Regions from separate parts of the Homo sapiens genome. Here regions 1, 3, 4, 5 and 6 are each linked to region 2. A link is a contact called in ENCODE Hi-C or POLR2A ChIA-PET data. All regions are on one chromosome and are shown on one strand. The core of a region is the stretch at or near the end of the contact, and the rest is flanking DNA. Distances in the headings are between cores, read along the strand shown.

Region 1 (4,372 bases), core at 1,080-3,579, 680 kb before region 2:
AGGAACTCGAGACCAGCCTGGCCAACATAGTGAAACCCCATGTCTCCTGAAAATACAGAAATTAGCCAGGCATGGTGGTGTGCACCTGTAATCCCAGCTACTCTGGAGGCTGAGGCAGGGGAATTGCTTTACTGGGAGGCGGAGGTTGCAGTGGGTTGAGATTGCGCTACTGCACTCCAGCCTGGGCAACAGAGCGAGACTCCATCTCAAAAAAAAAAAAGAAAGAAAGAAACAGAAAAGGACAAATAAATGATTTTACTTCTATGAAATATTGAGAATAGGCAAATTCATGGAGGCAGAAAGTAGATTAGTTGTTGCCAGGGACTAGGAGGAGGGTGGAATGGGAGTGACCGCTAATGAGGATGGGGTTTCTTCTGGGAGTGATGAAATTTTCTGGAATTGGGTAGTGGTGATGGTTGCACACTTTGTGCACTTTGTGAATGTACTAAAAGCCACTGAATTGTATGCTTTAAAATAGTGAATTTTATGGTATGTGAATTCTATTCCAAAAAGTTTGTTGCTTCAAAAATTTGTCCAAGAATCATCTTTGGTTATGGAATACTAATACAAATTCATTAGAAAGAATATGTTAAATAGAGCTTATGTTTTGATGTAAAATAAGTATATTTCCCAAAAGAGGGTGTTAATTTTTAATAACTTTTACTGAAGATCAGGTAGGCCTGAAGGGCTGCCATTTCAAATGTAAAAGTCTTAAGGCATTATTTTAAAAGCCTGCAGCCATTATTATTATTATTATTATTATTATTACTATTATTATTTTAATTTATCTCTTGTATGTGATAGCTGTCATTTGTTAATGAGAGGAAAATGCACTCAAAATTTACCTTTGTATAGTAAAAGGTACAAACTTTCATGGGCCATTCTTGTTTATTTTTTGACTAGAAAATGAGTAAAGATATGACTACAATTTGAAAACATCTTTTTGGAAATACAGGCAGATCATAATAGTGGAATAATGCGAAGGGTTTTAGAGAGAAGATTTTGTCTAAGGGTCAGTAGTTACAATGTCCATTCAGTTAACTTGTACCTTATAAAGAAGCCACTTGGCAGCCAGGGAAGCCTGAAGTTCTGTTGGAGAACTGGACCCCATCCAGCAATCCACCTTTGAAAGACCATGTTCACAGGGAGAAAAAGGCAGTAGCAGCAGCCTCATCCTTTAGAGAATTCTAAATTCTGACGCACGCTTGACCGAATGTTGAGAAAGGGCTTTGAAGGGTTTGCACGTAGTGTGGGGTGTAGTGCTGTAGCTTTTAGTAGCTTAGAGTAGTTGAAAAAAACAGATAGTAAGACAAGTTTTTGAAGGCGCTTTTTGTTCTCCTGTCTTTTGTTTATCTTTTGAACTTGTCATTTAGTCAAATGAGCTGTTTTAATTTTCTCTTTGACTTCTATCATCTTTGCACCTATCACACTATCAAACGTTGTGGGTGTTCAATAAATATTAACTGATGACAAATTCTTATTTTTTTTTTTGGTTGATATTAGTCAGATCCCTGAAAATAAATATAATTTATCTGTTGTTTATTCCTTTTTGCAACTTTAAATATCCAGACACCTCTTATAATTTGTTATTGTCTGGACTGAATGTTATTTTACACTAAATGTTTTGGAAGGAAAAGAACCAAGAATTTAGTTCTGGGGGTGGAATAATTGGAGGTGAAAATTTTAACTAACTCTCTCTGCAGAAGGATATTTAAGACAAAGCTTTTGATGTAGAGAGTAATAAGTTGTTTCTATGCTGTATTTTCTTTTCTTTTTTCTTTTTGTTTCAGGGCTCCCCTCAAGAAAGACTTTTTCTTTACCTTCAACCTCTCTGTGCTATATTTTAGATTAATGTTCATTATTCTAATAAAAGCTTTTCTTATTTGAGTTGATTAATTTGTTTCTTTTTCTTCAAAGAAATAGGAATCAATAAATAATTCCTAAGGGGTTGGATTGGCATTTAGCCTTAAATTATTTTTCTTTCTTTTTCCTGGTAGAATTTCTCTGGCTATAATTAAGTTATTCTTAATTTATTACTGGAGTTTGTTTCTTTTTGGCCACATTCTGCTAGATCTTAGGTTTAGGTAATCTTGGAGATTTTTTTCCTACCTCTCTTTCCTATGCAGAGTTTGTGATAGTAAATGGAATTTTTCAGCATGTTATTGAGTATTCAAAGATGAATAAATCACAGTTCCTGCCACCAAGGAATTCACAGCATAGAGGAGATGACAGACATAACATGCACATTACTGAACTACATTCTGACACATGCCGTGTTGGAGGTGTAAGTGCAATGCCCTTGGACCGTGGATAGGCAGGCAGTCCTCTATTAATACCATGGAGAAGGCCTGGGCGGGTCAGGAAAGCTGTGTAGAGGAGGCAACTTGAGGTGGGACTTGAAGGGTAAGTGGGAATTCGTCAGGTAGGTGAGAAGAAGAGATCCCAGGCAGTGGGAGGAACACACACACAGACACAAAGTCTTGACCACATGTGTCAGGGCAGCATGACATAGGGAAAGAGGATGGCCTTTCAGGTCTTTCTTCTTTTTTTTTTTTTTTTTTTTGAGACGGAGTCTCGCTCTGTCGCCCAGGCCGGACTGCAGTGGCGCAATCTCGGCTCACTGCAAGCTCCGCTTCCCGGGTTCACGCCATTCTCCTGCCTCAGCCTCCCGAGTAGCTGGGACTACAGGCGCCCGCCACCGCGCCCAGCTAATTTTTTGTATTTTTAGTAGAGACGGGGTTTCACCTTGTTAGCCAGCATGGTCTCGATCTCCTGACCTCATGATCCACCCGCCTCGGCCTCCCAAAGTGCTGGGATTACAGGCGTGAGCCACCGCGCCCGGCCAGGTCTTTCAAGCTGGAAACGTGTGGGCTCAAATGAGACTCCATTGCTTGCTATGGACTGTAAGCAAGTTCTTTGTGACTCTGGGCTTAGATTTTTCACCTGTAAGAGTAAAGATAATAGTCTCCAGGTTTCCTAGGTGCATGAATGAGAAAGCACAGTGTTCTTTAGTTCTATGGAAGAAAAAGTACAGGTATAGTCAGGTGAGGAGTTGTGCATGTTGGGGAAGCATTTTTATATGTCTGATGGACCGATTTCACTGATGATTTTTATCCTTGTTGTAGGTTAAAGCGGCAACTGGGGAAGAAGTATCTGCTGAGGATCTTGGAGGTGCTGATCTTCATTGCAGGTGAAACAGAAATGGTTGTTTCTTTCCGGGATTGAGTGTCATTTTGTTTGTTTGTTTAAAAGAAGTTTTACGTATTTGTTTCCAGTGCTAAACTTGCCAGACCACACCACAGTTTATTTGTTCTTGATCTGCTGGTTTAATGTTCAATTCTTTGAACTGTAGAGTTGCATTTCCAAGCTAGAGCATCAGCCAAGAAGGACTGGAGAGACAGGTTTCTTATTTATTTGACAAACATTCATTGGGCACCTGTTATGTAGCAGGCACTGTTCTGGGTGCCTGAGGTAAGAGGTAGATACTATCTTTGACTTCGAGGACCTTATATTCTAGTCAGGGAGGTGGGCAATTGCAAGTAATTGCACAAAATTATGTAAATGTGGCTGATACGCGATAAGGCTTACAAAGGAGAAGAGGGAAGAGCATAGAGGAGGTGGGTCTGCCCTGGGGTGTACAGTTAAATGTTTAGTAACTGGTTCTCTGGGGAGGAAAAAATGCCCCGATCTGTGGCATTTGCCAATTTCTGTGGTATGAGTGATCCCACCATGGCTGATTTCAGGCTGCCAACATGATGCCTCTATGTGGAATCAGACACAGATGCACGTAGTTGGCTCTTGTGAGTTAGCTGTGAGCTGGCTTCGTCACATTGTTGGCCTGACCATGTTAGGTTAGAGTGCAGGGGTAAGAAGACCCTCTACCTCCTAGAATGTTGTCAGAAGTCAATGAGATACAATACATGTGGATTGCTTTAGAATGAAACTATACCTGCTTTTGATAAGTTAGCTATAAATGTTGGTTGCCATTATGATTATTTTCTTGTTTGTCATCATAGTTGCTCAATAAAGGTTTTAGACTTTTTTTTTTTAGGAGTAATTGGGAAACAATTGAGGAGGAGGGTTTTTTTTTCAGTTTTATATATATATATATATATATATATATATATATATATATATTTTTATTTTTTGTAGAAACAGGTGTCTCACTGTATTGCTCAGGTTGGTTTAAAACTCCTTGCCTCAAGCAGTCCTCCTGCCTTGCCCTTCCGAAGTGCTGGGATTACAGGAGTGAGCCACTGCACCTGGACTAAATTTTTAAGCAGTTTGACTATTTAAAAAAAGTAAAGCTGTAGGCAATATATTATGTTAAGGGTGTAGATTCTGGAATTTAACTTCCGTTTGCCTCCCCTAT
Region 2 (4,383 bases), core at 1,864-4,363:
CTGACAAAAGTTAAGAAAGCAGACTTCAGAAAATCTCCATCAGGCCTCAAGAGCAGGATCTGAAATATTCATGCAAAAAGCCAAAGGCCTCTACAGCTGAAATGACACAGCAAAACTAAATCTCAGCTAAAATGGAAGAAGTGTCTGTAAGAGACAGACCTGAATGCAAATGTGTCAAGGAAATACTCTTTGGATTCAAAAAGGAGGTTCTCCAAAAACAAACCAACAGAAAACAAACCAACAAACCAAGAGAAACCAACACAAACAAGCAAAACAGTAACCCAAACCAAAATGTGTCCTATACTTTGTGATGTGAAAAATCACAAATAAAATATTTAATCCAGTAGGGCTCATGAATCCTGAATTCAGCTCAAGTCACCTGAGTGCTCGCTCCTTGTCAGAAAGACTCAAGAAAACTTCCTCTCATGGAACTCAAGGAGCTTCCCCATGAGGCCTGCCCTCCTACCAACACCCTACCCAGTTCCCCAGTGGTTTTCTCCTGAGTCCTGTTCACAGTGGATCCTATTCTGTTAACTAGTAAATGTTGATAACTTTTACCCTGTACCTCCCCAACAAATCAGCAAGTTAGTGGAGGAATTCCAGAGACAATGCTTTAACTCAGTGTTTATTTTAGCCAAAGGGAAGCCCAGTACAGAAACAATCAAAAGTTGAAATCTGATTGAAGTAGGAAAGCCCAGGGCTCTACAGAGCACAGTTGAACTATGGCCCTATCAATAAAAGTATCAACAGCAATGGATTAAAATGTCTCAATTATTTAAATCTATGAGTTCTTAATGACATTTTAAGAAGTCCTCATTCATCATTTTTGCAAGTTATTTTGAAAGCTAACTCATATACAAACTATTTCAGGGTAAGTAAACTGTTGATGAATGGAAGTTCTGTCATAAAAATTTCCTAGATAATAAATGAAAAGAAATGATAAAATTTAAACAGCAATAGTATGCAGCTTCAAATGAAATAACAAATCTAAGTAAAGATCATGAATGGCCTTTAACTTCGCAGAGGGGCAATCAAATGCTGTGTGCTTACTGACACAAGTAAACACTTACTATGAAGTATTTATACCAAAAGACAAAATAAAAAGTCCTGAATCTGATCAAGCCCCTTTCTCCAACTACCAGTTTCACAAGACATATGGAAGGCAGAGGAGCACGCTAAACACCACAATAAGGATGAAATCAGCAAATCTAGAATGTGGGAAACTCCAAAAAAGACCTGTTTTGTTCAATAAATAAATTGCAAAAAACTTACAAACTAAGATAGTTGAGACAACTCAACACATTGCAAGGTATGGACCTTATCTAGATCACATTTCAACAAACTAAATTAAAAAGAAATTTATAAGACATTTGGGAAAATGTGAACATTAATGGAATATTTAATATTACAGAAGTACTAGTTTTTTAGAATAGTATGATTAATTACGTTTTTAAAAATCCTTATCTTTTAGAGGTACATATCAAAGTACATATAAAAAAACCCCGATAATTAAGTTTGTTAAAAAGTAATCTGGTGAACAGGTGGGGAGTTGATGAAACAACACTGGTAGGGAATTGATAATTGCTGGAGCTGGGTGACAGTACACAGGGGTTTATTCTACTCTCTCTACTTCTGTATGTTTCTATTAAAAAGATTCAGAAAGAGTTAACGGGGGCACATAGCAACCAATTGTATTATACGAGGCTTTATTTGAATCCTGATTCAACCAAATCATAAAAAAAAAAATTTGAGAGTATCAGGGATACCTGAGCCAGGAGCGGTGGCTCACGCCTGTAATCCCAGCACTTGGGGAGGCCGAGGTGGGCGGATCACGAGGTCACGAGTTCGAGACCAGCATGACCAAAAAGGCAAGACCCCATCTCTGCTAAAAATACAAAAATTAGCCGGGCATGGTGGCGGGCGCCTGTAATCCCAGCTTCTCGGGAGGCTGAGGCAGGAGAATCGCTTGAACCTGGGAGGAGGAGGTTTAAGCGAGCTGAGATCGTGCCATTGCACTCCAACCTGGGCGACAAGAGCAAGGCTCTAAGAAAATAAAATAAAATAAGAAAGAGAGTATCAGGGATATCTGAACACTAACTGGATATTTCGTGATATTTACAACCCTATTAATATTTTAGGTGTGATAATGGTATTGAAAAGCACCCTTGTCTTTTGGAGATCTGTATCAAAATATTTACGGATGAAATGACTTACTGCCTGGGATCTCCTTCAAAATTATCCAAAGCATCGGGATGGGGAAACAGTAATAAAGATAAAATAAAGACTAAGAGCTGATAATTGTTGAAGCCAGGTGATGGGTAAAGGGGGCTCCTTATACCAAGGTGTCTACACCTTCAAATGTTAAAACACTAAAAAAAAAAAATCTGTGGCGTTAGAAGTCAGGATACCGGTTACCTTTGGAGAGACTAAGTGGGGGCCGCAATAAGGGCTTCTGGAGCGGTAGGAATGCTCTTGCTTCCTACACAGGTTTACTCGCTTTGTGGTAATTCATCAATGTCTATATTACGACTTGCACACTTTTCAGTATGTATATTATACTCCAATAAAAAAGTATTTTAAAGAAGAAATCGACTACTTTAATGTAGGCGGAAGATCCTATGGTAGAATCTCAGGTACTACAGCAATCACTGAGAAAGCTTTTTGGGCGGAAAGGAAAGTGAGGCTCTCGCCCGGTTTCCTCCTCTCCACGGTGGAACTGGCAGCGGCCCTGGCTGGCTGCTGAGAGCGCGGAACGGGGCGGCGTTCTGACGTTCGCGCCGGGGCCCTCTGGACGCACCGCGGGCGCAGGTCCTAGACAGCTGCATTGGCGTCCACCGCGGCCCCGGCGCTGGGAAACTGCCCTCACGCTAGGGCCCTCCCCGAGGAGCTCTCTGGCACAATCAGCCACGAGGACGAAGAGAGGGGGCACCGGAACCGCAAGCCCACTCCGAGAGGCCAGAACCTCTCTCTCGCCGTACTCCCCGGCAGGGCACGGCTCAGGGGAGACGGCGCTCTGGCACATGAAGCCCACACCCACACGCCGCAGTGTCCCTTGCTGCCTCGATCTCCAATGGGGATGGGAGCGGCGAAAGCCTCATATCGGCCCTCCTCCGTCCCCCAATCAGCGAGCCCGCTTTGAGCACCTCACGGCCCTCCGGCTGGCGGCGCCCAATCACAGCGCTCCACATGCTGGGCGCGGCCCTGCGCGCGCACGCTACCCGACAGCCCCGCGCCCACTCGCCGCGTTCCACCCGCGGGGCGGCGGATTCCCGCAGGGGCCACACTGCCACCTACTGTCCCATCTCCAGAGCTGGAGCCACGGGCGCTCTCCCTACCATGCGGCCTCCCTGCTAAGTGCCAGTAGCTCAACCCAAACGCTCAAATAAAAATGAGGGAAAACAAGTAGTGTCGTCGAGTAAAACCGAAAACAATGTCCATTTTGAAAAAAGCGGCAATAATTACCTTCCAGTACACAGTAGGAAAAAGTCTCAAAAGCTTTCTTTGTTCCAAGCAGTGTGAGTTCCAAAACATTATTTCACCTCACACGTTTTATAGAGGGCTAAAAACAAGGGGCTTAGGGACTCCTCAGTGCACATATTTCTGAAGCACCTGCATGTCAGACGGAGAGGCAGGCATTACCATCATCTCTAATTTATAGGCACAGAAACCGAGTGTGACAGCTGAAAGCCGCAGAACTGGGACTGACACCCAGAAGTCGGCCTCCCAAGTGCAGACTTCAGCACATCATACACAAGGAAGGCACAAAGTGCTGAAAGAATATAGGGCAGGAAACATCGATTCTGACTGGAGAGATTCAGGATATACAAAGATATTCTAGGCAGAGGGGACAGCTGTCTCGGTGGCAGGAAAAATTCAGTAAATGGTGGCTAGTACTGCTTTTCCAAGAAAACTAGTCTTAACTGAGGAAAGGGAACAAATGTCTCTATGTGATATTTACTCATTGCAGACTTTTTTTTTTTTGAGACAGAGTCAGCTCTGTCGCCCAGGCTGTAGTGCAGCGGCGTGATCTCTGGCTCACTGCAACCTCTGCCTCCCGGGTTCGAGCGATTCTCCTGCTTCAGCCTCCATTGTAGCTGGGATTACAGGTGTGCGCCACCACGCCCGGCTATTTTGTAATTTTAGTAGAGGCGGGGTTTCACCATGTTGTCCAGGCTGGTCTTGAACTCCTGACTTGATCTGCCTACCTCAGCCTCCCAAAGTGCTGGGATTATAGGCGTGTGCCACTGCGTGCTGCCCCGCTGCAGATTATTATACTCATTATTTGGCAAACAGTTACTGCTTACTCAGGTATCCATGACAATGTTCCCTGGATTTGTGTGACTGACTATACCCAACACCAAGACACCAAACCTAGTGGCCTCA
Region 3 (4,113 bases), core at 674-3,173, 530 kb after region 2:
ATAACCTCTGGTTTTAGACTCTCTCTCTTTTTTTTTTTTTTTTTGGAGACCGAATTTCCCTCTTGTTGCCCAGGCTGGAGTGCAATGGCACAATCTTGGCTCACTGCAAGCTCCACCTCCTTGGTTCAAGAGATTCTCCTGCCTCAGCCTCCCTAGTAGGGATTACAGGCGCCCGCTACCACACCCAGCTAATGTTTTGTATTTTTAGTAGAGATGGGGTTTCACCATGTTGGCCAGGCTGGTCTCGAACTCCTGACCTCAGGCGATCCACCCGCCTCAGCCTCCCAAAGTGCTGGAATACAGGCGTGAGCCACCGCGCCCGGCTCATTATAGACTTTTTTTTCCACCTCCCAGGTTCAAGCAATTCTCATGCCTCAGCCTCCTAAGTAGCTGAGATTACAGGGGCATGCCACCACGCCTGGCTAATTTTTGTATTTTTTTAGTAGAGACGGGGTTTCACCAGGTCTCGAACTCATGACCTTGTGATCCGCCCGCCTCGGCTTCCCAAAGTGCTGGGATTACAGGAATGAGCCACCGCGCCCAGCCTATAGACTTTCTTAAAGGACTTTCTAGTTCCACTGATAGCTATAATTTAACAAGTTTGTCAACGTTTTGATTCATCATTAGGTGCCTGTAAACTTTTCCTTCTTTCCCTTCATACCTGAACTTTGGTTCAATTTCTCATGAAAGTTTTATTAAATAATTGTATTCTTTAAATAGCATGCTCTTTTTAGATCATTGGATAGCTCTGATTTTTTTTCTCCTTGCTCATCATAGCATTTTTCTGTAAAAAAAAAAAACAGTATAAGAGAGATTTTCTGTGGAAGTCTACATATCTGATTCACATTCAGCAAATGATTCAGCAAATTTCTTAAGCTGTTTTGATTTATCTGCTTGTCAAATAAAAATAATACTTGCTACCTACTTACAACAGAGGGGTGTTGTGAAGATTATATTTAGAATGTTTTTAACTCATTTACTCAATGCTATGAGAATACCTCATTTTTATTATATTGTCATACTATATACATACTACTGGTTTTTTAGATCTATTATGACTTTTATGATGGTGAAGTGTGATTTTACTTTTCTCTTTTACCTCACCACAAAGGTATCAAAATATATGTTCTTTCGTATGCACATGGTTGTATTTATGAGTAGTTTCCCAGTTTATGGAGATTGATGTTTCTTTTGGAAAGGCAGTATATCAGGGGCTTCCAGACTGGACACTGGAGCCAGATTAGTTGGGTTTGAATCATGGCTTTGGCATTTACTAGCTGACCAACCTTAGGCAAGTAACTTCTCTGTGCCTCAATGTACTTATTTGTAAAATGTAATTAATAGAGCAGCATCATAGAGTTGTGAAGTGCTTAGAACACTGCTTGGCACTCAAAAATATTAGCTATCACTATTACTAACAAAATAGTGCATGTGTTTAAGTCTTCAATATTTAAGTACCAGAGTTTTTGGTAGCATCTTGGCTCTCTGTGAAACAGGACTGCCCTTCCCCTAACAAACTGGAATTCCATTTTATATGCAGATTGGACAGTTAGGTCTTCCTATGGCTCCTCCTGCCCTCATTGCAAACTGATGGGTTTTAAAAATCATTTTTATTGAAATATGACACATTCTAAAAATTAACCTAATATTAAAGCTATAGAACAAAAGATGAACCTCTCCTTCCCCATGTCTAGGAGGATTAATTCTTTTCCAGACTTTGATCATGTTTTTTATCAATTTAAACCCCTTTCACAAGCTTTGTATTATCCTTAAGATAGTCCAAGCTTCTTAACATCATCTATGAGGTCCTCCTAGCCTCACTTTTGCTTTTTGATAATTCCTGTTAGATTTCTGATAAAGAGTCACTTCCTCAAGGAAGTCCTTTCTTGACCTCCTAACTGGGTTAGCATAATGTTTTCACAGCCCTTAGTCATTTACCATAGTCATTCTCCACTGAGGCAGTGCTGCTCTCTGGAGGTGTCCTAGTGACTGGGAGGTGCTCTTGTCATTTACTGGGCAGGGCTGAGAGTGCTAGATGTTCACCATGAAGAATTGTCCTAGCTTTGTATGACTTGTAAATGTCTTGTTAGATAGTCACAAAGGTGTAAGAAATCTGTTTATAGATATCAGAGCCAAGAGCCTAACTCAATTTTACATATACATGTGGAACTTTTTGCAGAGTTTTAATATATGTTGAATTTTCTAGGAATAAAAACTATGGCCAGGCAGGGTGGCTCACGCCTGTAATCCCAGCACTTTAGGAGGCTGAGGCGGGCAGATCACTTGAGGTCAGGAGTTCCAGACCAGCCTGGACAACATGGTGAAACCCTGTCTCTGCTAAAAATTCAAAAATTAACCGAGCGTGCTAGCACACACCTGTAATCCCAGCTACTCGGGAGGCTGAGGCAGGAGAATTGTTTGAACCTGAGAGGCGGACGTTGCAGTGAGCCGAGATCGCACCACTGCACTCCAGCCTGGGTGACAGAGCAAGATTCCGTCTCAAAAAAAAAAAAAACAAACCCAAAAAACAAAAAACTACTATGTTATTGAAGGACAATTGTACCTTGTTTTGTTTGGATCTCTACCAAGAGTTGTTTACCATTTTGGGAAATGACGTCACTAATAGCAACATTTCTCACATTCATAGTGATTCAGCATATAGATAGAAACATCTAACTTTGAATTTAGTTGAAATTAGATGGAAAAAATTTTAATTGAACCAGATGGGGGGAAAATGCATCTCTGTCTCCTGGTGGAATGTATTTGCTTTTCTCTCTTTTCCTATTGTACTTTACCATATACTTTATTCATTGACAGGTCATCTGCCTCTCTCACCAAATGAGAACTTAGTGAGGATAAAAACAAACTATATTTTACTTATCTTTGAATCTCCAAAATTCACTGAGCACATGGTAGTTCTACTTAATAGTTACTCAGTTGAATTAATAGCAACAACAATAGCGTTTATTCAACAAGTATTTGTTGAATCGGACTCTGCCAGGCAAAGAGAGTGAAAAGACACTGTCCCTGCTCTCAAGGAACTTGTGATCTATTGCCAGGACAGACCTAGAAATAATTATAATACAATATGACAGTTTCTAGAATGGAAATAGCTATAAACCATAGATCTGTAATGAAAAATACACTTAAGTCTTGTGAGGAGATCTTGGAATAATGACACAGAAGAGAAATAGTATCCAGTATCAATCATAGTGCCAAGAAAGACTCTCAATAAATATTTGGAAAATCAGTGAATGAGGGTAGCTCTAAAGAGTGAGAAGGAGTTTGCCAATTGGTCAGGTTTAAGGAGGGCATTCCCAGCAGGAAATCCCTATGCAAAGGCTCAGAGGTAGGAGAGGTGCAGGAAAAGATGATGGAGCATAAAGTTGGAAGTTGAGTCATAGATAAAATTGTCTTTGAAGGTGATGAACCAGATGATGAAGAGACTTCTTCCATGAAAAGAAGTTAGATTTTATCTTGCAGATGCTAGAAAGCCATTCATTTAACTATAAAACTACTATTTTTCAAATTACACATATTGTGTGCCAGGGACCTATGATCTGCATACAGAGTTAGTATATTCCCATTTTAGGGTTGGGAAACTAAGACTTAGATTAATTAACTTGCCCAGGTTTTCACTGCTACTAAGTGGAAGAACTAGAATTCAAACGTGGTCAGTTGAGTCCATATCTCCAGTCTGCTTTTTAAACTATATTTTACAGACTATCCAACAAGGAAGAAGCTATATATTTTTACTTTCTCTTCAGCCAGTCTGGCTTCTTTACTTCACATGATTCTCAACTGTAGCAAATTCAAAATTTTTATGTAAATTTAAGTTAAAAACTTACTCATGAGTAAGCTCTAGTCTTCTGAAAGTCCAAAATGGTATCACAGTAACTCACCACTTGCAGGCTACTTTTTATTCTGGGGCTGTCTTCTATCTTGTTTTTCAAATAACTGTATTTTGGCTTGTTGAAATGCCTTTTTTTTTTTTTGGTCACCATTGAATGTCATGGGCCAATCAGGCATAAGTTGTAAAGTTAATATTAGTGTAGTATGGAGTATCATCTAAGGGAGCGAAATTTGAAGTACTACTTCCTTTTTTTGAGACAT
Region 4 (4,051 bases), core at 981-3,480, 650 kb after region 2:
ATAATTTCAAAATGAAATACATTTTGATAAGCAAAGTCTAAGAGAGTGTGGCACAAACACTTTAACGCATATAAGCTCGGTGGCTCATGCCTGTAACCCCACCCAGCACTACCCACTCAGGAGCTTATCTATGCTCTGCCAGAATGTATGTTCATCCCTGGAAACCTCACTTGAGAGTGCAGAAGGAGGCTGATACCATCCACGCTCTTCCTATACTACACAGTCTTGTCTGAAATTTAGTCACCTTAATCACTGTTTACTATAAAGTTCCACAACTTAAACATCAGGCAATTACAGGATATGGTGTTTCGGCCCTAATGAACCTTGCAAATACCTGAAATACTCAGAATACTTATTTTCATTCCAGATCTACTCCTAAATTTAAGGGGAGCAGAAGAATGCGAATGAAGGCCAGTAACTATTGTGAATACTATACTAAATTGTCTGTAGGTAATAGCCACACATTGGAACACTAACAAAAGGAAAATGTATGCTTGATACTACTGAGAAACAATACTTTGTCATGCAGGAATCTATAGCATTCAAGCTGAGATGAAGGATTTGACAAGTTAATTTGTCTTCTCTCTTACCTAAGCATTTCTGCTGCTCAAATTCTGACTCCAAAGCAGTCTCTGAAATGGGCAGCCATGCTATGTACAAATTTTCACTGCTTTTGGAGTTCACCGTTTGTTTTGAGGACAGAAGACAAAAGATAGGAAGAAGAGTTTTCCTGGGGCCTGAATAGTGTTCTTCACTGGGAGAGGGAATTTATGGTTATGAGCCAGTGTTCAGTATCAGATCACAAGCGGCAGGGGCACCTATTTTTTTTTAAATTAATGTGTGTGTGTGATATGTAAGTTCCTTTAAAGCATGGAGTCCAGGATAGAAGTCTCTCTTGCCCAGGTCTAAGGGTGCGGGGGGAAGGGGGGGGGCGCGGCGGTGGGAGGGAGTACTTTAGTGATACTAGGAATTTAATGCCAAATGTATTTGCTGTGTGACCTAGATGGCTGAATTTTTTAAAAAGTTCTTCAGCATCGAGAAAAATCCAGTTAGACCGATAGCTTAGAGAGCTGTAGCTTATTTCTAAATTTGACTTTCCCTAAAACTAAGTGTAAATGTCAGTGATATGAGGACTTTTTAAAGAAACAAAATAAAGAAACAAGATACACAAAAATAGAGCAACTATGGCCAATCTTGTTTCATCCCTTTTCATCTATGACCTTACTCATACCCCTATCCATAATAAATGACTTTCAGCAAATCCTAGATGTTCTGCATCCTATATCTTTCTAACAGATATTCTTAAAAAGTATGACCACAATACCATTATCCAATTATTCCTTGTTCAACAAGCACTTACAATTTCATCCATGTGAAAGGCACCTCATGATTTTTACTTGAGGATGAAGATAATTTCTCATGAATTCTCATTGTTTTAAGTCACCTGAAGAGGTGTGATATGCTACAATAAATCTATTTGTAGGGCTTGGCTTCAAGAACTGAAGATTCTGGACCTAGCTGATCTGGTGACAGTGAACTTGAGACCTCTAATAGCGTTTAACTATTTTTTTTTAACTTTTGGAAAGCAAGGTGTAGGAAGGGGATTTAGTTTTTCCATTAGGTCGTGGCATGTTAAGACTTGTTTCTTTTTCCAAAATGTTCAAGTTGCTGAAGAGAACTATGGACTATGGGTCAGGAAGTCCGTCGGTTTCGGGTCACATTCCGCTCCCGCAGGCCTGCGGGCCGCCCCAGCTGGTTTGTTCCCGGCGTGTTAGAGGTCAGAGGCCGAGGCCGCACTCAGTGCCTGGGTCTCGCGCAGCTCCAGGGCTCTCAGGCGACACTGGGCGTTTCCTTTCCGGCTTCGGAAAGTTTTGTTTTGGTTCAAGGAAAGGCGCCCTGTTGACCAAAGGCTTCTCAGTCTCCTCCGGGTGGCCAGCGGCCAAGTTTCCTCCAGCCCAGCGAGTCCAGACTATAGTCCGTTCGAGATCCTCGAAGGCCGGGGAAGCGAGTCTTGTGAGGAGAGAAAGCGAGTGGGCAGCCAGCCTGCCGACTCCACTGCCGCTGGCTGGCCCTTCTCTTCCCTCTGTCCCTGGGCCAGTGCCCGTCGCACCACAAACAGTGCGAGCAGTCTCCCCGGTGACTCCTCAAGGACCCAGTTCTCCACCATTCCTAAGAGAACACTCAACCCAGCCGCGCCCGGGATGCAGAGAGATCTACCAACACCCGAGAATGGGGACAGGGCGCATGCGCACACCGTGGCCGTGGCGTCTAAGTGCTCGCCCAGCTGCGGCAGCCGCTAGGTGGCGCATGCGCCCTGGAAGGTGCGGGCCGGTCTCTGGGAAGAAGGCGGCGGCGGCGAAAGGCGGGGGTGCTGTGGGGGCCGGGCCGTGTTTACACAGCGGCGGGCGGGCGCGGACGCGGAACCCGGCGCGGCGGCGGCACGATGGTCATGGCGTATTTCGTCGAGAATTTTTGGGTAAGCTTAGGATGTTGGAAGTCGTGTGTTTCGAAGTCCAAGGCTTTTGGCGCCTGAGCTTGGCCTGCGTGCGCTTCGGGCGGCGGCGGCGGCCCCTCCGGCAGGGCGAGCGTCCTCCTGCCGCGTCCCGCCTGGGTGAGGTCCGGCGGGCGACCGGTCGCCAGCCTATAGGGACTCCCGGGCTCGCAGCCCTATGGGGACGGGGGCTGTCACCGCGGCCCGGGGGCCCGCAGCGGGGCCGCCGGCCACCGGGGCTGGGACAAAGCGCCGGATGGGGCGGGAGACGGGACCCAGCCCCACCGGAGGCTCCCGGTGCCGCGCTCCGCGCGGGGCGTGCGCGGCAGCTCGGACGCGAAGGACGGGCCCGCGGCACAGCCGCCTCCCGCTGCGCGCTGGCTGGGAGCGCCGGGCGGTGGGGTTTTGCCTCCTGCCCTCACCGCGGGCCCCCCATCTGAGCGATCCCTTTTACCTCTGACGGTTTCCACACCAAATCCAGTGCGGGGTTGGGCTGGACTAGCACTTCCTCTCAGCCTCGCAGCTCGGCTCGTGGGTTTGCGCCCAGGACTTTGCCTCTGGGCCTGTTCACAAAGCGTTTAAAAGTTGGATTTAATGTAACTGGACTCCTTGGGCTTAAATGCATGGAGACCTCCCCCTACTCTGTGCTCCTTCCCCTTCCTCATTCTTTCCACCCCTTGTCTTAGCTCAGTATTAGATTCTTCTTTGAGAATTTCTCCGGCTCCCGGTGGAGTATTTTTCTGCAGTTATTGTTTTTTTTTTTGTAATGGGAAGTACAGTTCAGCCATGTACAGGAAAGGAACGTGTTTACTCAGGTATCTTTCGTGAATCCCATTTTATGCCCTGACAGTTGCAAGTACTGCAGGTCCATTTTCGTTGAGATTTAGACATATTTAAAGGGGTAATCTTTTAGCTAGTAAGGAATGTATGTTAAATTCTTAATTCTAAGTGCCTCAAGCATGGTCTTGGTTAGTAATCAGATCAGTTCATAGTTATTTATTTGTCTTGAATGTACCTTGTTTTCCACAAAGAACGTATATACTAGACCTTAGGTGTTTTGTTTTTTAAACAGCTTTATTGAGTTCACATTTCCGTACCAATACACTCATTTAAAGTGTAGTACAATTCAGAGGTTTTTTCATATGTTCATAGAGTTGTGTAAACATCACCATATCAGTTTTACAACAATTTCGTTATCCCAGAAAGAATCCCTAGACCCATTAGCAGTCACTCCCCATTTTCCCCCTGCCCCAGGCCTAGGCAACTAATGTATTTTCTGCCTCTCTGCATTTGTCTAGTCTGGACATATCCTATAAATGGGGCCATGGTGACCAGTTTCTTTCACTTAGCATAATGTTCTCAAAGTTTATCCATGATGTAGCATGTATCACTACTAATTCCTTTTTATGGTCAAATAATATTCCATTCCACATTTTATTAATATTTATCCAATCAGTGATGGACATCTGGTTGTTCCCACTTTTGGGTTATGAATAATGCTGCATGAACATTTTTGTACAAGTTTTTGTGTGAACATATGTTTTCATTTCTTTTGGGAAT
Region 5 (4,376 bases), core at 1,208-3,707, 710 kb before region 2:
GACTCCATCTCAAAAAACAACAACAACAACAAAAAAGAGATGGGGTCTCACTATGTTGTCCTGGCTGGCCTCCAACTCTTGGGCTCAAACAGTCCTCTTGTCTCAGCCTCCTGAATAACTGGGATTACAGACTTGAGCCACCACACCCATTTTAGATTTTTAAAAATAGATTTTATATACAACATGTGTATTTGAAATATTGTCCCATTGAGGAAAAATCTTTTCCTTTTCCATGTGTAACTGTTTAAATGTGTAGTTTTTAATGACATTAATTCAAACAACATCCTTTCTTCGCTTTAGGTCTCCATTTCTGGAATTATCCCAGTTTGCAGGTTACCAGTTATATGACAATGAGGAGGTGCCAGGAGGTGGCATTATTACAGGCATTGGAAGAGTATCAGGGTGAGTATTCTACTTGTGCTTCATAATGTGGGTTGAGAAGAAGACTTTGATGAGGCACAGGCATCCAGCACTCACTTTGCATATTAGCATGCGATTTGTATGCTATTTATATTATGTAGGACTGGCTGGGTGTGGTGGCTCACGCCTGTAATCCCAGCACTTTGGGAGGCTGAGGTGGGTGGATCACCTGAGGTCAGGAGTTTGAGATCAGGCTGGCCAATGTGGTGAAACCCTGTCTCTACTAAAAATAAAAAAATAAGCCGGCATGGTGGCACACGCCTGTAGTCCCAGCTACTTGGGAGGCTGAGGCAGGAGAATCGCTTGAACCTGGGAGGCAGAAGTTGCAGTGAGCTGAGATGGAGCCACTGCACTCCATCCTGGTGACAGAGCAAGACTCCGTCTCAAAAAAAAAACAAAAAGATGTCTTTCCATGGAGACAAGGGCAAGGAAGGAGACCAGTCTTTATCTTTTAACTAGAGATGCTCTAGTACTGGATATTATGGCTGAAAAAAATTCAGTCATTTAATAGGTATAAAGTAGTACTTAATTATAAATTCTTTCTTTTTTCCTTTTTTGTTTTTTTTAGAGATGGTGTCTCGCTCTGTTGCCTAGGCTAATCTCGAACTTCTGGGCTCAAACGATGTTGAATATAGGCTAGCACATCATTATAATTTTTTTTTTTTGAGTTGGGGTCTTACTCTGTTGCCCAGGCTGGAGTGCAGTGACATGATCATAGCTTACTGTAGCCTCAAACTCCTGGCATCAAATGATCTTCCTGCCTTGGCCTCCCAAAGTGCTGGGATCACAAGCATGAGCCATTGCTCTGGCCTTTATTATAATTCAAATTGACCTTTCTTACATAAAAATTGTTGAATGGTTTATATCATCACTACTCTTTCTCTGACAAATGACAGATGAGCTGAATTTGCTCAAATTAAGCAAAAAAGAGGATATATTGATTCTCTTATCTGGTGAGTCTGGGCATGGCTGTATCTGGGAGCTCAAATGGTCTTAGGTATTACTAGGTCCCAGGCTGTTTTCTACTCCTGGCCCTGACTTGCTGTGTGTCAGCTTTGTTTCTAGGCAGCCTCTCTAAATCCAGAGGCAGTGATGGTCATAGGCAGTTCCTGGTTTATATTCTATAAGTTTAGCAGCTGCAGTGGAAGGCAAGATCTGCTTAGGCTTAGAGCCTGTCCCATTGCCGAGCCTCAGTGGGAACTCTGGGTAGAAAGACCTGGTCCCTGTGCCCCCCTTTAAGGCAGGCTCTGGGGTCAGTCCTACTTGAGCCACCTGGATTAAAGATAAGAGGCAGTTTCTGAAAGAAGGTTTAGTTTTGTTGCCAAAATAATAGATGCTGGGTAGGCAAAACCAATAGAAATGCAATCTAGTATTTTTGTGGGCCAATTTGATTTCTCATTCTGTAACAAGTCTGTGACCTTTAATAGACAAGCAGATATGGCTATGTCCCTTGTCCATGGTCACATAACTAACAAGTTGGCAGAGCCAGAATTTCAGTCTAACTTTGTCTGACTTCACAGCCTGGCCTCTTTCCAGTACCAGAGCTTCTTAAACTTTCTAGCGTAGCACCCCCAGTGGTAGGAAGTATGAGCACACACTCTGGAGTGTGAGGTTATGGCCCAGCAACCTATGAGAAGCCTACATTTCCTTTGAAGTCTAGTTCGTTTAATGTTAAATCATTAAAAGTTTGCATTCTACTCTATAAAATGTTCATTGCAGTGCAGAAAAAGGTTTTATATGACCTAGGGAATAAAATTGATGCTCAAAGAAGAGTCCTGTTTGTCTTGTGGCGAGCCCTGCTGGCCACATATCCTAGTATGAGAAGCTCAACACTACCCTGTGCTGGGTGTTCAGTTGCCGTTCTCTATTTTCAGCAGGGATTTAATGACTCACTCTTTAGAGTTGTAGGCAGCATAAAGTGAGGTAACACAAACATCAGAAACATAAAGAAAATTGAATTTTGTAAAGAGCACACTGTTGTCATCTCAGATTTCAAGGGTACCTCTGACCTTAAGGTTTCCTGCCAGTGCTGTACAGTTTCCCCAACCAGCTGTGGTTGTTGGCCGCCCTGCTCTTTGTGACTCATACCCAATAAACTGGTTTTGGTGAGAAAGGGCACTGTTGATGACTCAGGATACCTTTCATGTGTTTTTAGTATATTAAAGTTTGCATTCATTCTGACTTCAGTTAAGATGAACGTTATATTTTAGACTACATTTAGTTTTGTAGAAAACCATGGGGCTGTAATGTTGAAGAACAAGAATACAAAAAATAAATCTTAGTACTAAAGGTCAGTTTTCATTTTTGCAAAATACCCTCCTAAAAGGAGACTTTGAAGGTTTATTATGAGGGAATTCTTTTCCCTTGAGACTTGGATTTTTTTTTTCATTATTATTTTCATCTTATTAGGACCTTTTCATTCAAAGAACCATTATGACACAAGGCTTAGGTTGTTAGTTTTTTATTACTAATCTAGGACTGATGACTTTTCAAAAACCAAGTGTGAGTTTATAAACTTGTTAGAAGTAATTGTTTTGTATTATATAAATTAATATGTGAACTGTGATTAAAGTTTGCATTTATATCCTAAGACTGCTGTCTGCTAATGGATGTTAATAGTGATACGTACTAGAAGTTGAAGGTTGTATTGGGGTATCTTGTAATGAGTGTAATTAGTTTTGAAGAAATCTCTTAAATTCTCTCTCCAATGAAATTTCTGCCTTTCAGAGTAGAATGCATGATTATTGCCAATGATGCCACCGTCAAAGGAGGTGCCTACTACCCAGTGACTGTGAAAAAACAATTACGGGCCCAAGAAATTGCCATGCAAAACAGGCTCCCCTGCATCTACTTAGGCAAGTCACCAGAGTGGTAAAATAAACTATTATTAGCTGGTAAAATGCAAGATAGTTTGGAAGGCTGTATGTATTACATTTGGGATGGGTATTTTATAAACCTGTTGATTTCTCCTGTAATTATAAAGGAAACACAGGTTCTTTGCTGAAAACTCTGGGGGAAAGTAAACAAGAACTGTTCATAGTACTAGTGCATAATACTCATACATTTTGACGCATGCCAGTTTTTTTCTCTATGTGTTGTGTGGTTTTTTTTTTTTGTTCTCTAGATCCTGTTTTTCTTTTAACTTTATGGATCATACTATGAAAAAAATAGTAGCAAGTATTTATAGATCTCTTGAGTGCCAGGTACTGAGTTAAATGTGCAAGTATTATATAATTTGAGCAGATGTAATTTAAAGTAAATTTAATTTCCAGTGAAAGTAAACTTATATTTGAAATTAAAACACATTTAAATCAAAGAACCTGAAAGCAAAGCAGTTTAAAATGGGCCTTTCCTCCGGGCGCGGTGGCTCACGCCTGTAATCCCAGCACTTTGGGAGGCCGAGGCAGGCGGATCATGAGGTCAGGAGATGGAGACCATCCTGGCTAACACACTGAAACCTCGTCTCTACTAAAAAAAAATACAAAAAATTAGCCGAGCGTGGTGGCAGGCAGCTGTAGTCCCAGCTACTTGGGAGGCTGAGGCAGGAGAATGGTGTGAACCTGGGAGGCGGAGCTTGCAGTGAGCTGAAATCGTGCCACTGTACTCCAGCCTGGGCGACAGAGAGAGAGACTGTCTCAAAAAAAAAAAAAAAAAAAAAAAATGGGCCTTTCCTGATACTGGGTTAGTCTGATAAAATTCCAACATACGTTGTTCATGTATGCAGGTATTTGAACGGGTACTGATGTAGAGGTATTTTTTGTTTTGTGTTTTTCTGTGAAGTTGAATTTACCTGATTAACTCACAATACGAACTGCTCTGCACGTAGAGAAAACAGCAAATGAGGCCCAGCTGCTTGTAGGTGCTGTGCTGGTCTTTATAGGGGATACAGTGAGGAGGATTTTGTTGTCTCTGTCTTCAGCGAGCTCATAATGAATTGGACACAGCATATAATGTGC
Region 6 (4,168 bases), core at 721-3,220, 550 kb before region 2:
GGACCCGTAGACTCCCATCATGTCTCAGCTTGTACTCACTGAGCTTGTGTCATTACATACTGCCCATCCACCAGCCACTTCTTGAGTGAACGACAGAAAATTTTTGATCCTATGTCTTCTGTAGGATCTGGATGGTATCACATCTACTTCCTCAGAATGTCCTGTATCACTCAGAGAAGGAGCAGTTATTGCAGCCCCACAGTGGATCCCTGTGTGGAGGTGGGTTTGTTGCTGCCTGTGACTAGCAGCTCCTTTTCTGATGAGCTCCTTGGCTATGTCCAATTCTACCAAAGCAGCGTGAGTAGACTTTTGTCCACTGAGGGTTTTTAAAAATCTGTTGTGGAGCCCACTTCAGAAACTCTCAAGGGAACAGGCTCTGCCCCCTGTGCAGGCGGAGGTGTCCTAGACATGTTGCTGCTGGGCTCTGTGGACCTTTTTCCATCTGCTCATCATGCCCAAGGTCAGGTGGAGAGAGGCTTAAAATCATATTGAAATTTTAAAGTTGTATATCTTATGTCCAGCAATTTTACTTCTTAGAACGTACTGTGGCAAAATATTTACAGATGTGCAGCTATTCAGTGCAATATTATTTATGATAATAAAAACTAGAAACAATCAGCTGGGCCTGGTGGCTCACACCTGTAATCCCAGCCCTTTGGGAGGCTAAGGTGGGCAGATCACTTGAGGCCAGGAGTTTGAGACCAGCCTGGCCAACATGGTGAAACCCTGTCTCTACTAAAAATACAAAAATTAGCCAGGTGTGGTGGTGCTCACCTGTAATCCCAGCTACTCAGGAGGCTGAGGCAGGAGAATTGCTTGAACCTGGGAGGCAGAGGTTGCGGTGAGCTGAGATCATGCCACTGCGCTCCAGCCTGGGTGACAGAGTGAGACTCTGTAAAACAAACAAACAAACAAACAAACAAAAAACCACAAGCCAGGCACAGAAAGACAAGCTTTGCATATTCTTATTTATTTGTGGGAGCTAAAAATTAAAACAATTGTACTCATGGAGCTAGGGAGTAGGATGGTTACCAGAGACTGGGAAGAGTAGTAGGGGGAGGTGGAGGAAGTGAGGAGGGTTAATGGGTACAAAAAATAGAAAGAATGAGTAAGACCTAGTATTTTCTAGCACAACAGAGTGACTATAGTAAAAAATAATTTAATTCTACATTAAAATAACTAAAAATGTGTAATTGGATTGTTTGTAACACAAAGGATAAATGTTTGAGGAGATGGATACCTTATTTACCATGATGTGATTATTACACATTGCATGCCTGTGTCAAAATATCTCATGTACCCCATAAATATATACACCCACTATGTACCTACAAAAATTAAAAATAAAAAACAACCCAGAATAGAAACAGCCCAAATATTCATTGGCAGGGGAGCACTTTAATGTGAGCACATAGGGAATGGGTACAACAGGTGCAGAGGATGAGGCAGATCCATAGGTTCGTAAAGCTGCATGAAAAGTATCTGCAACCCACTGCCGACTGAACAACAGGAAAGTCAAGATCCATAGGAGGGGTCTGATGCCATTTCTGCAAAGTATCAACTAGTAACAACAGCAAGAGGGTAGTTGCTGCTTGGATCCACAGCAGTGTCCAGAGCCGTTCTGGAGCCATGTGCCTGCTCTGGATGCAGGGCCACCAGTTCTCAGCTGGAAAGTGAGACGATAGTGAGGAATCTGTTTAGCATGAGAGGCATTATTCTAAGGAAAGCAGCTACGGTTAAAATCTTGTGTGTGTGGAAAGGAATAAAGGTGCCCCTCTTGGGTGTGAAGAAGGCTGTGCCACAGACAGGAAGAGGACTTACTTGTAGACGTATCCCCAGAACCCCCACCCCTAAGAAACGTCATATTCACCACTTCCAGAATCACAGACTTGGCAGGGCTTAATCATTTTTATTTTAGCAGCTCTTGCTTTTAATGTCTGATTCATATGGGAAGAGCAGGGAAACAGGCCCAGTCTCTGGGGTCATGGGTCTTTAACCTCACGATGAACCTGCCGTGGAAGAAAGAGTTGTCACGTTGAACGCTGGCCTTGACGCAGTTCTGAGTAGTCCTGCTCTAAAATGCTGAGGCCAGGCACCGAAGAGACTGGTCTTCCACTGCCCTCTGCAGCAGAAAGAGAACACCGCAGTCAGGGACAGGATCTACCCAAGCCATATAGGTGTTTCAGCTGTGATTTTTTATTTTCTAAATTGACAAATAAAACTTGTATATGCTTATGGTGTATAACATGATGTCTTGATATACGTAAACATTATGGTATAGCTGAATCAAGTAGATTAACGTATGCAGTACCTCACATGCTTAGCATTTTTTTTTGTGCTGAAAACTTAAACTCTACTCTCTTAGCAAACTTCAAATATGCAATATATTATTATTAACTATAGTCAACATGATGTGCAATAGATCTCTTGAGCTTATTCCTCTTATCTAACTGAAACTTTGTGTGTCCCCAGACAGACCCCCACTTCCCTGCCCTCCAGCCCCTGGCAACCACCATTCTACTCTCTACTTCCATGAGTTCTACTTTTTGAGATTCCACATATAAATGGAACCTCTCATGCAGTATTTGTCTTTCTGGGCCTGGCTTATTCCACTTAGCATAATGTCTTTCAGGTTGATCCATGTTGTTACAAATGACAAGATTTTCTTCTTTTCAAAGCAGAATCATGTTCTATTGTGTATATATACCACATTTTCTTCACCCATTCATCCACTGGTGAACACTGAGGTTGATTCCTTAACTTGGCTATTGTAAATAGTGCTGCAATGAACATGGAAATGCAGATGTCTCTGAGACATACTGATTTCACTTCCTTTGGATGTACACCCAGTAGTGGGATTGCTGGATCATGTGGTAGTTCTATTTTTAATATTTGAGGAAGCTCAATACGGTTTTCCATGATGGTTATACTAATTTACATTCTCACCAACAGTGTACAAGGGTTCCCTTTTCATCACATTCTTACCAACACTTGTTATATTTCATATATTTGATAATAAACATTCTAACAGATGTGAGATGGTATCTCACTGTGGGTTTGATTTGCCTTTCCCTGATGATTAGTGAGTGAAGTGAGCATTGTAAAATATACCTGCTGGCCATTTGTATGTCTTTTTTTTTTTTTTTTTTTGAGAAATGTCTTCTCAGGTCCTTTGCCCATCTTTTTTTTTTAAATTTTATTATTATTATACTTTAAGTTCTAGGGTACATGTGCACAACGTGCAGGTTTGTTACATATGTATACATGTGCCATGTTGGTGTGCTGCACCCATTAACTCGTCATTTAGCATTAGGTATATCTCCTAATGCTATCCCTCCCCTCTCACCCCACCCCATAACAGTCCCTGGTGTGTGATGTTCCCCTTCCTGTGTCCATGTGTTCTCATTGTTCAATTCCCACCTATGAGTGAGAACATGAGGTGTTTGGTTTTTTGTCCTTGCGATAGTTTGCTGAGAATGATGGTTTCCAGTTTCATCCATGTCCCTGCAAAGGACATGAACTCATCATTTTTTATGGCTGCATAGTATTCCATGGTGTATATGTGCCACATTTTCTTAATCCAGTCTATCGTTGTTGGACATTTAGGTTGGTTCCAAGTCTTTGCTATTGTGAATAGTGCCGCTATAAACATACGTGTGCATGTGTCTTTATAGCAGCATGATTTATAATCCTTTGGGTATATACCCACTAATGGGATGGCTGGGTCAAATGGTATTTCTAGTTCTAGATCCCTGAGGAATCGCCACACTGACTTCCACAATGGTTGAACTAGTTTACAGTCCCACCAACAGTGTAAAAGTGTTCCTATTTCTCCACATCCTCTCCAGCACCTGTTGTTTCCTGACTTTTTAATGATCGCCATTCTAACTGGTGTGAGATGTTATCTAATTGTGGTTTTGATTTGCATTTCTCTGATGGCCAGTGATGATGAGCATTTTTTCATGTGTTTTTTGGCTGCATAAACGTCTTCTTTTGAGAAGTGTCTGTTCATGTCCTTCGCCCACTTTTTGATGGGGTTGTTTGTTTTTTTCTTGTAAATTTGTTTTAGTTCATTGTAGATTCTGGATATTAGCCCTTTGTCAGATGAGTAGGTTGCAAAAATTTTCTCCCATTCTGTAGGTTGCCTGTTCACTCTGATGGTAGTTTC

The links. A loop is a pair of places that touch in the nucleus more often than their neighbours do. ChIA-PET counts read pairs that join two places held with the same protein, here RNA polymerase II (POLR2A). Pooled maps may share reads with other maps.
Region 1: a loop to region 2 is called in a map with no recorded cell type, with 2.1 times the contacts of the local background. The contact joins two enhancer-like sites. A Hi-C loop is called at or near these places in 1 of 37 single-sample maps with no recorded cell type. POLR2A ChIA-PET finds 5 or more read pairs at or near these places in 1 of 52 experiments (T-cell).
Region 3: a map of CD4-positive, alpha-beta T cell shows a loop between it and region 2 (3-fold over the local background). The contact joins two enhancer-like sites. A Hi-C loop is called at or near these places in 3 of 168 maps with a recorded cell type or tissue (CD4-positive, alpha-beta T cell, OCI-LY7 and naive thymus-derived CD4-positive, alpha-beta T cell) and 12 of 50 pooled maps. POLR2A ChIA-PET finds 5 or more read pairs at or near these places in 7 of 52 experiments (Caco-2, H1, MCF 10A and 4 more).
Region 4: a loop to region 2 is called in a map of CD8-positive, alpha-beta T cell, with 24 times the contacts of the local background. The contact joins the promoter of FCHO2-DT here to the enhancer-like site in region 2. A Hi-C loop is called at or near these places in 3 of 168 maps with a recorded cell type or tissue (CD4-positive, alpha-beta T cell, CD8-positive, alpha-beta T cell and naive thymus-derived CD4-positive, alpha-beta T cell) and 9 of 50 pooled maps. POLR2A ChIA-PET finds 5 or more read pairs at or near these places in 1 of 52 experiments (activated B cell).
Region 5: a map of CD8-positive, alpha-beta T cell shows a loop between it and region 2 (4-fold over the local background). The contact joins two enhancer-like sites. A Hi-C loop is called at or near these places in 1 of 168 maps with a recorded cell type or tissue (CD8-positive, alpha-beta T cell) and 11 of 50 pooled maps. POLR2A ChIA-PET finds 5 or more read pairs at or near these places in 2 of 52 experiments (GM10248 and GM12878).
Region 6: a map of naive thymus-derived CD4-positive, alpha-beta T cell shows a loop between it and region 2 (4-fold over the local background). The contact joins two enhancer-like sites. A Hi-C loop is called at or near these places in 2 of 168 maps with a recorded cell type or tissue (endothelial cell of umbilical vein and naive thymus-derived CD4-positive, alpha-beta T cell) and 3 of 50 pooled maps.

What each region holds. Positions count from the first base shown.
Region 1 is chr5:71,628,996-71,633,367 of GRCh38, forward strand. It overlaps MCCC2 (methylcrotonyl-CoA carboxylase subunit 2), which reads left to right. Exons shown (of 17, transcript NM_022132.5): 8 at 3,126-3,190. Among named protein-coding and RNA genes, the nearest start is that of MCCC2, 44 kb to the left of the region's middle. Within about 2 kb of position 2,330, at least 3 of the 41 ENCODE cell types and tissues checked have a DNase peak (open chromatin) inside an H3K27ac peak, as active enhancers do.
Region 2 is chr5:72,305,303-72,309,685 of GRCh38, forward strand. All of the region lies in intron 2 of MRPS27 (mitochondrial ribosomal protein S27), which reads right to left. Among named protein-coding and RNA genes, the nearest start is that of MRPS27, 13 kb to the right of the region's middle. RefSeq lists an enhancer at 2,810-3,059 and a silencer at 3,110-3,399. Within about 2 kb of position 3,114, at least 40 of the 41 ENCODE cell types and tissues checked have a DNase peak (open chromatin) inside an H3K27ac peak, as active enhancers do; they include CD4-positive, alpha-beta T cell and CD8-positive, alpha-beta T cell, where a contact is called at or near this core.
Region 3 is chr5:72,841,093-72,845,205 of GRCh38, forward strand. All of the region lies in intron 1 of TNPO1 (transportin 1), which reads left to right. Among named protein-coding and RNA genes, the nearest start is that of TNPO1, 26 kb to the left of the region's middle. Within about 2 kb of position 1,924, at least 4 of the 41 ENCODE cell types and tissues checked have a DNase peak (open chromatin) inside an H3K27ac peak, as active enhancers do.
Region 4 is chr5:72,953,654-72,957,704 of GRCh38, forward strand. It overlaps FCHO2-DT (FCHO2 divergent transcript), which reads right to left and starts at 2,231. Exons shown (of 2, transcript NR_186392.1): 1 at 1,361-2,231. It overlaps FCHO2 (FCH and mu domain containing endocytic adaptor 2), which reads left to right and starts at 2,388. Exons shown (of 26, transcript NM_138782.3): 1 at 2,388-2,476. The coding sequence starts at 2,444. RefSeq lists a silencer at 2,281-2,980.
Region 5 is chr5:71,599,359-71,603,734 of GRCh38, forward strand. It overlaps MCCC2 (methylcrotonyl-CoA carboxylase subunit 2), which reads left to right. Exons shown (of 17, transcript NM_022132.5): 4 at 301-402; 5 at 3,148-3,275. Among named protein-coding and RNA genes, the nearest start is that of MCCC2, 14 kb to the left of the region's middle. Within about 2 kb of position 2,458, at least 19 of the 41 ENCODE cell types and tissues checked have a DNase peak (open chromatin) inside an H3K27ac peak, as active enhancers do; they include CD8-positive, alpha-beta T cell, where a contact is called at or near this core.
Region 6 is chr5:71,756,006-71,760,173 of GRCh38, forward strand. It overlaps the pseudogene LOC100422013. Among named protein-coding and RNA genes, the nearest start is that of CARTPT, 39 kb to the left of the region's middle. Within about 2 kb of position 1,971, at least 3 of the 41 ENCODE cell types and tissues checked have a DNase peak (open chromatin) inside an H3K27ac peak, as active enhancers do.